Regions from separate parts of the Homo sapiens genome. Here region 1 is linked to region 2. Evidence: chromatin loops called from intact Hi-C (ENCODE). Cell type or tissue: endothelial cell of umbilical vein. All regions are shown on one strand. Links, peaks and the distances in the headings refer to the core of each region. The heading gives the core; the rest is flanking DNA.

Evidence for each region. Peaks named below come from ENCODE experiments on the same cell type or tissue, not always from the same donor. Only the 100,000 strongest peaks of a DNase experiment are listed, where the experiment ranks them.
Region 1: a loop joins it to region 2, with 15 times the contacts of the local background. A loop is called at or near these places in 1 of 110 quality-filtered maps.

The regions. Positions count from the first base shown.
Region 1 is chrX:77,442,767-77,450,604 of GRCh38, reverse strand. It overlaps FGF16 (fibroblast growth factor 16), which reads right to left and starts at 3,216. Exons shown (of 3, transcript NM_003868.3): 1 at 2,657-3,216. The coding sequence starts at 2,930. RefSeq lists enhancers at 1,682-2,183, 4,129-4,318. In endothelial cell of umbilical vein, for the core only: CTCF peaks have their summits at 4,490 (motif pointing left) and 6,586; DNase peaks (open chromatin) are centred at 4,194 and 6,324; H3K4me3 peaks cover 1,602 bases; H3K27ac peaks cover 3,583 bases.
Region 2 is chrX:78,089,488-78,097,325 of GRCh38, reverse strand. No RefSeq gene overlaps it. Among named protein-coding and RNA genes, the nearest start is that of PGK1, 11 kb to the left of the region's middle. In endothelial cell of umbilical vein, for the core only: a CTCF peak has its summit at 4,735 (motif pointing right); a DNase peak (open chromatin) is centred at 4,745.

The DNA of each region.
Region 1 (7,838 bases), core at 1,650-6,649, 650 kb after region 2:
GCCAAATGAGAACCAGATCACTCAAGAACCAAGGCAGCTGCATGAGCCCACTCCATCCCACCTGGTGGGAGGACTCTCCTTCAGTTTGGCTCCCAAGCTCTGCTCTGCCAGTCCACAGGTGCCCCTCGGAATGTCAGTATCCTTGTGAACTTCATATAAATGCTACCAGCCAGGCGGTGATTGAAATACTCCTGGCTACTGATTGCAGATGGAGAGCGGAGAGCATATGCTGTGCCAACAGGTTATTATTTGGAGTCGGGACTGCTCTTGGGCTTAGCCTGACTTGTTCTGAACACATGGATTCCAGGGTAATCCTTGGGGGCCCTGCTCTCCAATTACAACAAATAGCTATTTACTTCACATGGCTTTTGGAGACTACCTCTTCCCCCCTAGCAGAAATCTATAATATTTTATATCTTAAGTCTGGCCTACTTTACCCTGCTGGAATGTTGACTGCTAAAGCACTTATGGAATGTTAAAGTTTCAATTTATTGAATACCCTGGCTGATTAACTCAAATGTGGAGGGAGGAAAGAGTTAGCAAACTTGAACGCCACCTCTTTCTGTGCCAAAAGCTAAACTGAGAAAGAGTATGTGTTTTAAAGTTGGCAGGGAAGGTTACAAAGAGACAGCTTTGGCCAGTTATCATTTTCTTTACAGGAAGTGCAGGAAAGTGACAGGAAGTCAGGGAAGGAGGAAAAGGAAAAGGTGATGCAGAGGTGCTCTTAGCCAGTGTTGTTTTCTTTTTCAAAGGCAAAACCAAAAATGAAGCAGTCAGTTAAGCAGCAGTGAAAATGTCCCTTCCTCCTGCCAATCTTATTTCCTTTGGTTTCTCCTTAAACTTAACACCCTTAGCAGACCTGGGAAATGAAAAGAAATCAAGATGTGTCTTTAGGGAGGTAATTAAAGACCACTTATCCCAAGAGCCTATTACTGATTTATGTTGACCTTGTAGGTTACTGGGCTCAGCTTAGGCACAAAATCAGAAAAATATTTGGAGCTGCTGGGAGGTGTGCTCATAATTTTTCCACTTTCGCTACCCCCACCCCACATCTCTCCATCATTTCATGATCTTTTTTTTTGGTTACATATCGGCAATGAGTTACTCTGGTATCTTTATGCCATTTCAGGAAGCCTCTGAGGCCAGTGTGGGAGTCCTATTCCTTAAGAAGAGGAACAAAAGGGGACTGCAAAATCACAAGCAATGAAAGGGAAAGGAGCCAAGTTAACACTCCCTCTCCTCCCACTCCACCTTATCACCCTTTTGAGGACCTGCTGCAAGTTTATACAGACACCTGCACCCCTCCATTACCCCTCCCAACCTACTGTACTCTAGCTATGTTTGAGTGCATTTTTCCAAGATACCATAGACCTCATTAGGGTTTCTGCCTGTTCCCAGCAAGGAAGACCAACCCTGCCCCTAAGTTGTTTGCTAGGCTTGGCCTTACCCCGCACTGGCCCCTATGTTCCCCTTTTTGCTGTGCACTCCAGATGCAGCTCTAGCAAGGCATGGAGAATAGGAGGATGGAGAGGTTTGGGGGGTTTGGGGCAGATGTTGGCAAGAAGGAGGGTGGGAAAAAGAAGGGAAGGGTGTCATGTCTGAGTGTAGGCAGAACATCTTACTGGCTTGGGGAAAAGGTGTCTTTCTTGGATTATAGGGTCCTTGGGAGGAAGCAGAGGACATTGGAGGATGCGGAGGGGCAAAGGTAGCTGTCACAGAACCCCCCATGATGTCTTAGTATAGAATTGGAAATTGAAAATAAAAATGGCAAATTACCGAGGAGCGAACACATTTGCTTAGAAACCTAATGATCTTTGTCTCAGATCAAGGCTTATATTAATTGTGTAATTAGTTCTATATGTGAGACAGGCAGCTGTGTTGAACAGTTTGTATAGTGGCAGGCAAACAGACAATCCTGGATGGAGGTTGAACGTTTCCTGCTTTGGGCCCAAGAGACAACTGTTTCTGGGACTGGGAGTGGGCCCAGGACGGTTTCCTCACTGAGGCAAGGAGTCCAGAGGTAGTTTCCGGCAAAAGCTGCCCCAGGACTTGTGCCCTTACACGGTGGACACCGCGAGGTTTTCCTAGATTCCCAATTCGTGCCAGGCTGCCTGGATTGTCTCCTACCCTGGACAGAGCGACCCCAAGGCAGGCGGAGGCCACAGCTGCCTGGTACCCACGGGCCAAAAGCGATTTGTGTGCCGGCCGACCGCCTCACATGCCCACGGCCCATGCAGGATCCTGTTCCAGGAAATCAGCTGCCACAGCCCTGCTGCCTTCGAGGCTCGGCCCGCGCTGCAGCCACGGTCCCGGCCTCCTAGGCGAGAGCTCCCACCCCTGTCTCAGCTCCACCTGCTTTCATTCAAGGCTTAGAGTCCAGCTCCCAGAACTACCCCCTTGCTCCCTGGGGAGATACTGTGGAGCGGCGAAAGGAGAGGCCCCACCGCAAGGCGCCCCCGCCCCCACCTGAAAGTGTCCGAGGGTGCAGGGCCCCCTGATGTCGAGAGGCCCACGACCGCGCCGTCGTGTCTCGCCTCGACTGGCCCGGACGACACCAAGCCCGGGGGCGGTCTGCGGGCCCTACGCCTGAGCCCGGAGCTGTGGGCTCCCCAGTGCGCCGTCCGCCCGCCTCCCGTTCCCCCGACCGCGTCCTCACCGAAGCGGCTGTGGTCGTGGCGGGTCCCGTGCACCGTGCCGTTGGGGAAGATCTCCAGGTGGAAGCCGGTGCGGCAGTAGAGCTGGCGGCGCCGCAGGATCCCCTTTAGGTGGGCGAAGTCTGTGGGTGAGCCACGCTGCAGCTTCCCCTCGATTTGGCCCAGGCGCTCGTTCAGGAAACCTGGGGAGTCAGCTAAGGGCACGTTCCCCAGAGACGAGGAGAAGCCGTGTAGATCCCAGTCCAAGGAGGCGAAGACGCCCCCCACCTCTGCCATGGCTGGGCCGATTGCGGCGCTGGTTGTGCTGGGCGCGCGCGGGCCGAGCCGGGGCCACGGGGCGCGAACTGCCTCTCCCCGCAGCGGGCGCGGGCGGTTCGGCGGCGCTCCCTCGCTAGCTCGCTTGCTCCGCGCTCTGCCGAGCTGCAGTCGACGTCTGTTCGCGTCCAAGGAACTTCTCAGTGGCGGGGAGCGCGGGGCAGCGTGCTCCTGACCTTGCTCTCAGTCAAAGTGCCTCTTCCCCTCCGCATCCATCTCCCCCGGCCTCTCATAGCTGGCTTCGTCCAGCTATCAGATGCAAACGGCACTTTATATACATACCCACTCCCCTTACATTGACATATTGGATATTTAAATACAAGCCACACCTCATTGGCATCCCCTCGGAGATTGGTGTGTGGGTTCTTTTTTTTTTTTTTTTCTTGCATCCATTTGGCTCTTTTTGGGAGAGGGGGGTGGAGGGAGAGAGCGAGCGAGCTTCACTCCCTCTTTTATTATGAAAAAATGGCAGGAAAAAGCTACACATTGCAGTGAGGCATAACTGCTTTTGGCAGGTTCTTCTGAAACTGCTGATGAAATAACAGAGCCCAGTGCGTGGAGGCCGCTGGCGCGCACGGCCACTCAAGGCCTGTTCCGTGGGGGTCTGTCTGTCTGCTGCCCGGGGGCTGTCCCCACCTCCCACGCGTCCTCGGGCTGCTGTGCTAGCCTTTGGAAAGTGCCATGAGACGGGAGTTGGGGGGTTCACATGCTCCTGATCTCCTCTTGTTCCCCAGTTGGTCGGAGGCTGCGGAAAGGGCATCTGACCCGGGACAGGGACTCCCTGGTTTCTTTGTTCCACGGCCCCCAAGTCCTAATTCCTACCTGTATAGGTTGGCGGGGTACCGAGGAAGTGAAAAACCTGGAAGCCAATGCAGTTGCAAAATTTGGGGTTGGGGGTGGTGGTCCTTGCAGATTCCAAGGGGAGGGCCTTACGGGGTCTGAGAGGAGCGGGAAACCCCTCAGAGGAAAGATGAATTTTTATTTTTTTAAAGAAAGAGACGTTACAGCTTAGGCTTAGGAAAAGGAGAGGGGGAGTAAGAAATAGAAAGCGATCTTTTTGAAAAATGATCTCCGCTGGCTTTCTGGGCGCGCTTTTAAGAGGCTCTCGAGAGCAAGCTCAATGAGAGGCCATTGGAAGCCTGGTGGGGGCTTCCCCCCTACCTCGTTTCTTGTTGGAAACAGGTGTTTCCTCGTTCTGTCCAGTGCCTTGCTCCGAGATATTCTATCAGGAAGAGCGGCAGTTGGGACAGGAACCGGCGGCAGCCAGGTCAACGGGCAGCGTCCAGAAGTCCTGGGGAGCAGGTGCCAGACCTGCCCTGCACCCCTGCACCTGTGCCCCGAACCTGAATCCTGGGGCACCTATTGGGCCCTGGCACTCGGCGTCCCGATCGCCTGTGAAAGGGTGTTGTTACTTGGTTTTCACCCGCAGCCGGCGATGGCTGCCTTCCCAGGCTCCCTCAGGAGAAACTGAACACAGGGAGCCCCGCGCCATCCCCTCTCTTTGCAGCGCCTCCTGCTGGCGACCCCTAGTCTCGTGGCAACTTTGAACTCAGGGTCACCATGAGATGAGAAAACCGATTCCGCTCAATTCACTTAGTGCAATTCAGGGTCCTACTCCTGGGCTCCCACGTGCACCCTGAGCTCACTCCCCTGGAACCGTAGCAATTCTCGTTTGGGAGTATTGTGGCTTGGTACTGTTGTGCCTCTGCAGCTCAGACAGAACCTCTGAAGCCAAGCACAAGATGCGGCACATAATAGGCACACTCAGAAATAATCTGAGGTGCTCCCAGTAGCAGCGGACATAGATGCAAGTCATCTTCCAATTGTAGGGGACACAGAAATGCAGAAAGTGTCATTCATATTGAAGTATTTATGGATGAAATCATACGCTGTCTGGGATTTGCTATTAAATTATTCAAAGTAAGAAGGCAGAAGGAGTGGAGGTATAGATGCGATTATTGTCCTTGTGTCGCTAATTGTTAAGCTGGGTGAGGGGTATATTGGTGTTTAATTATACTTTATATATATATATGAAATTACATATGAAAATTTCCATAATTAAAAGCTTTATAAAATGAGACTGACATAAAGCAACTATTAGGTTGGTGAAATACAAAGAAATCAATCTTTCTTCTTTCTTCCTTCTTCAAAGAGTTTTTGAATTTAGTGGGAAGGTGGAAAAGGAAGGGAAGAGGTTAAGACAAGTACATAAATGACTGGAGTACAAGACAGTGTCAAGTGCACAGTGCTGTGTGGATTCAGAAAGACTCATCTGGAGGTTTAGGGCCTGGTTCTGGACTAAGGTGTCCTTTGTAATGAATGGGCCCCAAAGGGAAGATGGGAAGGATTTTGCAAATTCAGATGAACCACTTGCGGGAAGAGGAAAGTTGTAACGAAGCAAGTGGAACAATTTTAATTTAATCTCAAATGTGTTAAGTGTCTTCCATGTGGTGGACACAATGCTGGGCACTTTCCATCAGTGCTCAGTACCTCAAATGAGTATTGAGTGCCACATGAAATAGTATAAATGAAACTGCTTTGAGAAGCATGTTATATAAAAGATTTAGATGTCTCCATGATGATATAGATTACACACTGATTATGGCAAAGATCATTTCCTCAACAGCCACTTCAGGGTATTTCTGCATTCTCTGTCCCCCAACATTCCCAAAGTCGCCAACCGCAGTTGGCAAATCTGGAGTCCTACTTGATCGAAGGTCAGAGATACAGGTATTCCATTGCCCATCTGGGGCTCTTTTGAGATTAAGCGATCTGATGGTTCTGTTTTAAATAATGTTTCCATGTCAAGCATCTCAGTTGACAGAGCACTTTCAAGGAAGTTATTTTATTTTCACAACCTCATGGAGCAGAAGTTGTCATTATCCCCATATTAGAAATGAGGAAATAGAGGGGGAGGTTAAGTGACTAGTACAGAATCCTAACAAGTAAATAGCAGAGTCATAAATTGATCTCAGCTCCACTGGTGGCAAATTATTCTCAACTCATGGGATTTAGGATTATGCAAAGATTGGCATGTTGAGGACAGTGAAATTTCCCTATAGTTTAGTTTACGGAAAATCCTCAGCAGGATGCAACCTCAGACCAGAGTAGTATTGAATATATCGGATGAGAGGAAAATGTACGTTAATAAAGAAAGCAAACCTTCCCTGGATTCAGGACATCATTTATAAAGTGAGGATAAGTGCATCCCTTCACAGTGGTATTGTGAGGTATTGGGCACTGATGGAAAGTGCCAGCATTGTGTCCACCACATGGAAGACATTTAACACATTTGAGATTACTTCCTCCTTTCCCAATACCTCACAGGGTTGATGTGAAAAGGATGTGGAAAAACAAAACTGAAGGAAAAAAAGAGTTCTGACTCAGTCTATAAGCAACCAAAGGCTGGGGGATAATCTGGCAGGCTCTGTTCCTTGAGAAAGGAGACAGTGATGCTAATAATGCTGGTGCTCGCTAACCACCCCCCACCCCATGCCCACACATACCCCTGAGAGATGGGAAAGGATGTCTAGAACTGTTACTCTGCCCAGTTCTTCATTTTCTGGACAATTTACAATTTTTTTCCTTCCTAATTGGTATTCCCTGGGAACGGGCAGGGGGAGCTGTATAGCTAGGCAAATCCTGAAGGTGGAATAACCAATGACATTAGTTGCTCTTACTGAGTACTTATGTAGGTGTGTTAAGTACTGCCCTTGGCATGTTATGTGCATTATCTTCTGTAAACCTTATCACAACTCTAAGAAATACTAGTTAGTTTTTAATTATTTTATTTTATTTTTATTTATTTACTTTTTTAGAGACAGGATCTCACTTTGTCACTCAGGCTAGAGTGCTGTGGCACAATCATGGCTCCCTGTATAGCCTTGAACTCCTGGTCTCTAGAGATCCTCTCACCTCAGCCTCCTGAGTATCTAGGACTACAAGCAGGTACCGCCACGCCCAGTTAATTAAAAAACAATTGTTTTTTGTAGAGATGAGGTCTCACTATGTTGCCCAGGCTGGTCTCAAACTCCTGGCCTCAAGCAATCCTCCTGCCTTGGCCTCCCAAAGTGCTGGGATTACAGATGTGAACCATCACGCCTGGCCTATGAAATCCATTTTACAGATGAGGAAGCTAAGGTCCAAAGAAAATCAATAACTAGTAGCAGAGGCAAGCCTTAAACCCAGTTACTTTTTAAACCTTGGTCTTAAATTAGTGCTTAACCAAAACACTAGACTGCCTCAATCAACTTACTTCAAAAAGAACTTGTATCGCTCCATTGTCTTTTGTTCCTGCCTCCTCTCTCCTTCTGTTTTCTTTGCTTTATGTGGAAAGCAGTATAGTGTAGTGGTTGAACACTCCATCTCTGGTGTTAGACTGCCTGGGTTCATAACCCCAGCTTTAAGCCATTCTAGGTGTTGGAGCCTCAGTTTTCTCTTAGGTATGATGCAGGTGATGATGGTAGTTATCAATTCATAGGGTTGCTGTGAGGTTTGAATAAAATACACAGAAAGTACTTAAAGCTGTGCCTGGCACATATTAAGTTGTCATTGTTCTTAATATTATTTACATCCTGCCTGGCCCCAGCCATATTTCCTCCCAAGGTTTCCTCTAACTATGCTCATTTTTTCCTAAGGAGGAGATGAAGTAGATAAGAACACTGGCCACTGGCCTGCTGAGTCACCCCAAAGCAATCAATTCCAATCCTATTAATCTTTCTGTGTGATATTGGGCCAGTCTTGTTCTCTCTGGGCTCTAGAAGGCGTGACTCAGAAACAGGGTGACCACATTGTCAGCTGTGGGTGGGCAAGCAGGTAGTGAGGTAGTGAAGGCCTGGGAAAAACAGGAAATTACTCCTTTGTATAATT
Region 2 (7,838 bases), core at 1,944-6,943:
ATCTAATGCACAATAAGCCTCGCAAACTGCAACTTTCTGGTATCTACTGGCCATGACAGTTATATTTCTCACTGCAAATAAATTTATTTTTTCTGTCAGGCAGTTTCTCGAGGGATCAACCCTGGACATGCCTAATTCCCCAATGAGAGTGGGGTAGCCAAATAGCTCATGATCGAAGACTGGAATTAACACAAATGAAAACAGAGAGGGCAAAATAAACATTTTAAGAACAGTTTAAAGTAAGGCAAGTTTGCACAGACACTGGCCTAATCATAAGATGAAGGAATTGAAACTGGCTTTGCAAAAATTATATCAGTGTGTAATAGAGCAGCTTAGCTTCAAACCATGTTTTAAAACTTTTTTTTTCTTTTCTTCTTTCCCCCCAGTCTCAAGACATAGCTTTGACATAAACTACAGAAGTGTTTTCTTTTTCCTTGAAATACAGCCTGGGGATGTGCTTTAAAATTCCACTTCCTCCCCTTTCCCACCTTATGCTCCCATGCCTTATGCATATTTATTTACCTGGATGCTTGTTAAGTTCACACTGGCTCACTTACCTGGTCATATATTTCCTTAGAAGCTTCAAGGACTGAATCCTGACAGGAAACAGGCACCTCCAGGATTCTCTCCCCAGCAGAAGATTACTTCAAGACCGGAGTTCCCTCTGGACTGACTGCAAGATTGAATGTGATTGATTTGTAACCTGTCAGGTCCACAATGGTGCCATGGAACAATAATTCAAGATAAGCCATCAGAGCAAGTCACACCATTTGGCACCTCCTAGCCCCCTTCCTCTCTTGCATTCCAAGCCCCTCTTCTTAAACCCTTGCCGTCTCTCCAGAAATTGGAAATTGGCAATTTTTGGAAAGGATTCCAGCCACTTTCCCCCTCGCTGGCAACGGATAATAAAATTCACTCTCTTTTTATCATACCTGGCTCCTGTTATTTTAACTTCTTACTGCAACCATCAAGCAGCCAGACCCTCTTTTGGTTATAAGACATACTCACAAATTCCAGCAGAATCTACTATTATGGTTACAAACTAAAGGATAATGTTCACATATGCATAGTATTAAAATAATTAGTGGTCATACACTGAACCATCCACCACATCACATTTCTCTCACTATTAGCCATGTTATCATTAAACATAAAGGACAATAAATTAAATATATGTAATTTAAGTACTTTTACCAATGGAGGTGAGCAATGTTAGATAATTCAAGCTATCAAATAATTCAAAACAAATATCATTTTGGCTGTGGAATATATTTTAAAATGTGCTCTGCTTTAACAAAACCAAATATATATCAAAGCTCAGATGATAAGAGGTAAGTGTTTACTCGAATTACAAAAGATTTTTTGCGTTATAGCAAGTGTGCTTAGAGTATGATTCTGTTTATAATAATTCCTCTTGTTGCCATCACTTTAAATCTGTTAAATTTATTTTAATTATTTGGGGAGTTGAGGAGCAAGTAATGACTGAAAGGGACACAAGGAGGCTTCTGGGTGCTAACAATGTTCTGTTTGCTGATTGGCTGCCCATTACATGGGTGTTTTCAGTTTCTGGAATTTCATCAGCTTACAATATGTTTGCTTTTATGTATGTATACATCAATCGAAAGGTTAAAAATAAAAGATGGAGGCTGAGTGTGATGGTGCACTTCTGTAGTCCAGTGACTCAGGAACCTGAAGCAGAAGGATTGCTTGATCCCAGGAGTTTGAGGATGCAGTGAGCTATGATCGCACTACTGCACTCCAGCATGGACGAAAGAGTGAGACTTTGTCTCTAAAATAAAATAAAGGATGGACAGAAGTATAGCAGAAAAACAGTAAGAACACACAACAAAACATAAACAATGCTAGGGCATTATATCTAAACAGATGCTATCTCATTTTCTTTTCTTTTCTTTTTTTGTTTGTTTGTTTTCTTTGGAGAGACAGTGTCTCGCCCTGTTGCCCATTCTGGAGTACAGTGGCATCATCATAGTTCACAGCATCCTGGAACCCCTGGGCTCAAGCCCTCCTCCAGGCTCAAGCCATTTTCCTGCCTCAGCGTCCCGAGTACCAAGGGCTATAGGCACACACCACCACAGTCAGCTAACTTTTTAATTTTGTAGAGACGGGGTCTCGCACTATTGCCCAGGCTGATCTTGAGCTCCTGGCTGCAAGCAACCCTCTCTCTTCAGCCTCCCAAAGTGCTGGGATTACAGGCATGAGCCACCACACCCAGCCGATGCTGTCTCATTTTCCTGTGAGTTTCATCAAAACCAAACAATCCTGTCCCACTCACCAATCTAGAAATAACTGTGAACTGCATGTGGAAGAAAATTTGGATATGGATGTGAATGACTGAACAAATGGGAATTAAATTTTTGACAGTACTTTCTTTTTATTTATTTTTTTTTTTTCAGACAGAGTTTTGCTCTGTTGCCCAGGCTGGAGTGCAGTGGCATGATCTCGGCTCACTCCAAACTTTGCCTCCCGGATTCAAGTGATTCTCCTGCCTCTGCCTCCCAAGTAGCTGAGATTACTGGCATGCACCGTCATGCCCTGCTAATATTTGTATTTTTAATAGAGACAGAGTTTCACCATGTTGGCCAGGCTGGTTTCAAACTCATGACCTCAGGTGATCCACCCGCCTCGGCCTCCCAAAGTACTGGGATTACAGGTGTGAGCCACCACGCCCGGCCAACATTACTTTCAAAAACAATAAGACAAAGCTTTTCGGCTATATGTATCCTCTCAGATTTTCTAGAAGAAAATTATATTGTTTGCAAACAATGACAGTTTTGTCTCTTTCTTTATAATATTTATACATTTTTCTTTCTCTTTCACATTGACTGGAACCTCCAAGAAAATGTTGACAAGAAGCAGTGTTATTGAACATCTTGCTTTTGTTTTTGACTTTATAGATACTTTCACCATCTACATAAAAGTTTCCAACTTTTTTTTACCATGTCCCACAGCAAAAAACAAACAGAAAACATTTTAGTTTTGCAATCCAGCACACACACACACACACACACACACACACACAGACACATTTTCAAGAAATAATGCTTACCCTTTCTACATGCAACACACTCTAATATTTTATATTCTAGTACATGTTTTCATGCTGAGTGCATTAAAGACATTTAGAGGCTATTGGGGAAGTATGCATATGACTAGGTTTTAGATGATATTAAGGGATTGCTGTTAATTTAGGTATGATAATAGTATTGTGATTATGTGAGGAAATGTCCTTGTATTTTAGAGATGCATACTGCTGTGGTCTGAACGTCACTTCCAAAACTCATGTTGAAACTTAATCCCCAATGTGGCAGTATTGAGAGGTGAGGCCTTTAAGAGGTGATTGGATCATGTAGGCTCTACCCTCAAGAATGGATTAATCCATTCATGAATTAATAAATTAATGGGTTATGAGTTATCATGGGAGGGGAACTGGTGGCTTTGTAAGAGAAAGAAGAGAGACCTGAACTAGCATGCTAGCACAGTAAGCCCCCTTGCCACATGCTGCCCTGTGCCACCTTGGAACTCTTCAGGGAGTTCCTGCCTGCAAGAAGGCCCTCACCAGATGTAGCTTGTCAATCTTGGACTTCTTTGCCTCCATGACTGTAAAATATACATTCCTTTTCTTGATAAGTCGAGGCAGAGCAAGATGGGGGAAGAGAAAGCTCCACGGGCCATCCCCCCCAGTCTGCAAAAACACAAAATTAACAACTATCTACACAGAAAACAACACCTTCATAAGAACCAAAAATTAGATAAGCACTCCTAGTACCTTGTTTTAACTTCGTATTACTGAAAGACGTACTGAAGAGATAGGAAAAACAGTCCTGGATCTATAACGCCACCCCTCCCCTACCCTGGTAGCAAAAGCATGGTGTGGAGAGCATCTCTGGGAGGTGGGGGAGGCAGAGCACAGCAATTGTGAGGCACTGGACTCAGTACCATCCTGTTAGAGTAGAAAGGAAACCTGAATCAAACTTAGATGACACCTGCCCACAGAGCGAGCATTTAAACCAACCCTAGCCAGAGGGGAATTGCCAGTCCCAGCGATCCCATCTTGAGTGCATGCAAACCTTGCCACCGAGGGCTACAGCACTCCGTGTCTCCAAGCAAACTTGAAAGACTGTCTAGGCCATAAGGACTGCAACTCTTAGGCAGCCCTAGTCTTGAACTAGGCCTAAAGGCAGTGGAATGAGGGGGCACGATGTGTCATACCGAAACACCAGCTGGGGCAGCCAAGGGAGTGCTGGGATCACCCCTCCCCTAACCCCAGGCTGCACAGCTTGAGGCTCCAAAAGAGACCTCTTCATTCCACTTAAGGAGAGGAGAGGGAAGAGTAGGGAGGACTTTGTCTTGCATCTAGGAAACCAGCTCAGTCACAGCAGGATAGGGCACCAGTCTGAGTTGTGAGACCTCTGTTTCAGACCCTAGCTCCCAGATGACATTTCTAGAAGGGAACCTACTGCTTTGAAGGAAACGACCCAGTCCTGGCAGCATTTATCACTTGCTAACTGAAGAGCCCTTGGGCCCTGAATAACCAGCAGCAATACCCAGGTACTACATCAAGGGCCTTCAGTGAGCCTCTGAGATTTGCTGGATTCACATGGAACTCAGCACATTACCAGCTGTGGTGGTTACCAGGAAAAATTCCTTCTGCTTGAGAAAAGCAGAAAGAAAAGTAAGGGGGCTTAGGTACCAGAACAGCCACAGGGGGGTAGTAGAGCACCAAGCAGGCACTTGGGGCTCTGATTCCAGGACTTAACTCTTCGATGACATTTCTGGACATGCCCTGGCCCAGAGGGAAAACCACTGCCCTGAAGGGGCAAGCCTGGGCAGTCCCAAGCCAGGCAGCATTCACCACAGGCTGACTTAGACCTTGGGGCTTAAGAGAACATCGGCTACAGCCTGACAATACTCCTCATGGCCTAGGGTGGCAGTAGCTACTGGGTGGGGCTCATCTTCCTTTGCAAAGGGGAGGGAAGAGTGGAAAGGACTGCATCTTGTGGTTTGAGTGCCAGCTCAGCCGCAATACAGTAAAACAACAGGTAGATATCTAAGATATTTGATTGTTGTCCCTGGCCCCTAGACAGCACTTCCAGACCCAACTGGGGCCTGAGGAACCTTGCTGCCCTGAAGGAAAGAATACAGGCCTCACTTGCTTTGCCACCTGCTGATTGTAGAGGCCCAGGGCCTGGAGGGAACATAAGCAGTAGCGACGGACATAAGCAGTAGCGACGGAGTGGTCACAGCAGGCCTTGGGGAAGACGCAGTGCTGTGCTGACCTCAGGTCTGACCCAAAGCAGTCAAAGTAGTGTTGGCCACAGGGGTGCTTGTGTCACTCCATCCCCAGCTTTAGGTGGCTCAGAACAGAGAGAGAGACTCAGTATGTTTGGGAGATAGTAAGGGAAGAGAACAAGGGTCTCTGCCTGGCAATCCAGAGAATTCGCTCAGATCTTATGCAAGACCATCAAGGCAGTACCTCTATGAGTTTGCAAAAACCACAGCATTACTGAGCTTGGAGTGCCCCCTAAAGAAGATATAGCTTAGATCACAACACTGAAGTTCTTTCAAATATCTGAAAAGCCTCCCCAAGAAGGACAGCTACAAATAACCCCAGACAGTGAAGACTACAATAAAGACCTAACTCCTTAATGCCCAGACACCAAAGAATATCTACTAGCAACAACAACATTCAGGAAAGCATAGCCTTACCAAATGAACTAAATAAGGCACCAAGAATCAATCCTGGAGGAACATATATGTAATCTTTCAGACAGAGAATTCAAAATATCTGTGTTGAGGAAACTCAAAAAAATTCAAGATAACACAGAGAAGGAATGCAGAATTGTATCAGATATATTTAACAAAGAGATTGAAATAATTAAAAAGAATCAAGCAGAATTGCTGGAGTTGAAAAATGCAATTGGCATACTGAAGAATGCATCAGAGTCCATTAATAGCAGAATTGCTCAAACAGAAGAAAGAATTAGTGATCTTGAAGACAGGCTATTTCAAAATACACAGGAGACAAAAGAAAAAATAATAAAAAACAATAAAGCATGCCTATAGGATATAGAAAATAGCCTCAAAAGGGCAAATCTAAGAGTTATTGGCCTTAAAGCAGAGGTAGAGAAAGACATAGGGGTAGAAAGTTTATTCAAAGGGATAATAACAGAGAACTTCGCAAACCTAAAGAAATATATCAATATCCAAAAACAAGGTTATAGAATACCAAGCAGATTTAACTCAAAGAAGATTCCCTCAAAGCATTTACTATCAAACTCCCAAAGATGAAGGATAAAGACAAAATTTTAAAAGCAGCAAGAAAACAGAAACAATTAAAATTAAATGGACCTTCAATACATCAGGCAGCAGACTTTTCAGTGGAAACCTTAAGGCCGAGAGAGTGGCATGACATATTTAAAGTGCTGAAGGAAAAAAAAAATGTTTACCCTGGAATAGTACGTTTGGTGAAAATATCCTTCAAACATGAATGAGAAATAGATTTTCCCAGAAAAACAAAAGCTGAGGGATTTCATTAACATCAGACTTGTCCTATAAGAAATGCTAAAGGGAGTACTTCAATCAGAAAAAAAAGGACATTAATGAGATATAAGTAATCATCTGAAGGTACAAAACTCACTGGTAATAGTAAGTACAAAGAAAAACACAGAACATTATAACACTGTAACTGTTTTGTGTAACTACTCTTATCTTAAGTAGAAAGACTAAACAATGAACCAATCCAAAAATAATAACTGCAATGACTTTTCAAGACTCAGACAGTACAATAAAATATATATAGAAACAATAAAATGTTAAAAAGTGGAGGTATAAAATTAAGGCATACAGTATTAGTGGGTTTTTTTTTGCTTGTTTATGCAAACAGTGTTGTCATTAGCTTAAAATAATGGATTATAGTATCTCCAAGCCTCATAGCAACCTCAAACCATAAAACATACAATTGATACACAAAAAATAAAAAACAAGAAACTAAATCATATCACTAGAGAAAATTATCTTCACTAACGAATTCAAGAAGGAGAAAAAGAAGCAAGAGAAGACCACAAAACAACCAGAAAACAAATAACAAAATGACAGGAGTAAGTCCTTACTTATCGATAATCACATTGACTGTAAATGGACTAAACTCTCCAAACAAAAGACATAAAATGGAGGCTAGGTGGGGTGGCTCACGCCTGTAATCCCAGCACTTTGGGAGGCTGAGGAGGGCAGATCACTTGAGGTCAGGAATTTGAGACCAGCCTGGCCAACATGTTGAAGCCCCATCTCTACTAAAAATACAAAAATTAACTGGGTGTGATGGCAGCCACCTGTAATCCCAGCTACTCGGGGGGCTGAGATGGAAGGATCACTTGAACCCAAGAGGTGGGGAGGTTGTAGTGAGCTGAGTTTGTGCCACCGCACTCCAGACAGAAAATGGCTGAAGGGATGACAAAACAAAAGCCATTGATCTGTTGGCTACAAGAAACATACTTCACCTATAAAGACACATGTAGACTGAGATTAAAAGGACAGGAAAAAAACATTCCATACCAATGGAAACCAAAAAAGAGCAGGAGTAGCTATACTTACAGCAGACAAAAGAGATTTCAAGACAAAAACTATAAGAAGAGAAAAAGAAGGACACTATATAATGATAAAGGGGTCAATTCAGCAAGAGGATATAACAGTTTTAAATATGTATGCACCAAACACTGTAGCACCCAGATATGTAAAGCAAATATTATTAGAGATAAAGAGAGAGAAAGGTTCCAATACAATACTAGCTGCATACTTCAACACCCCACTTTTAGCATTAA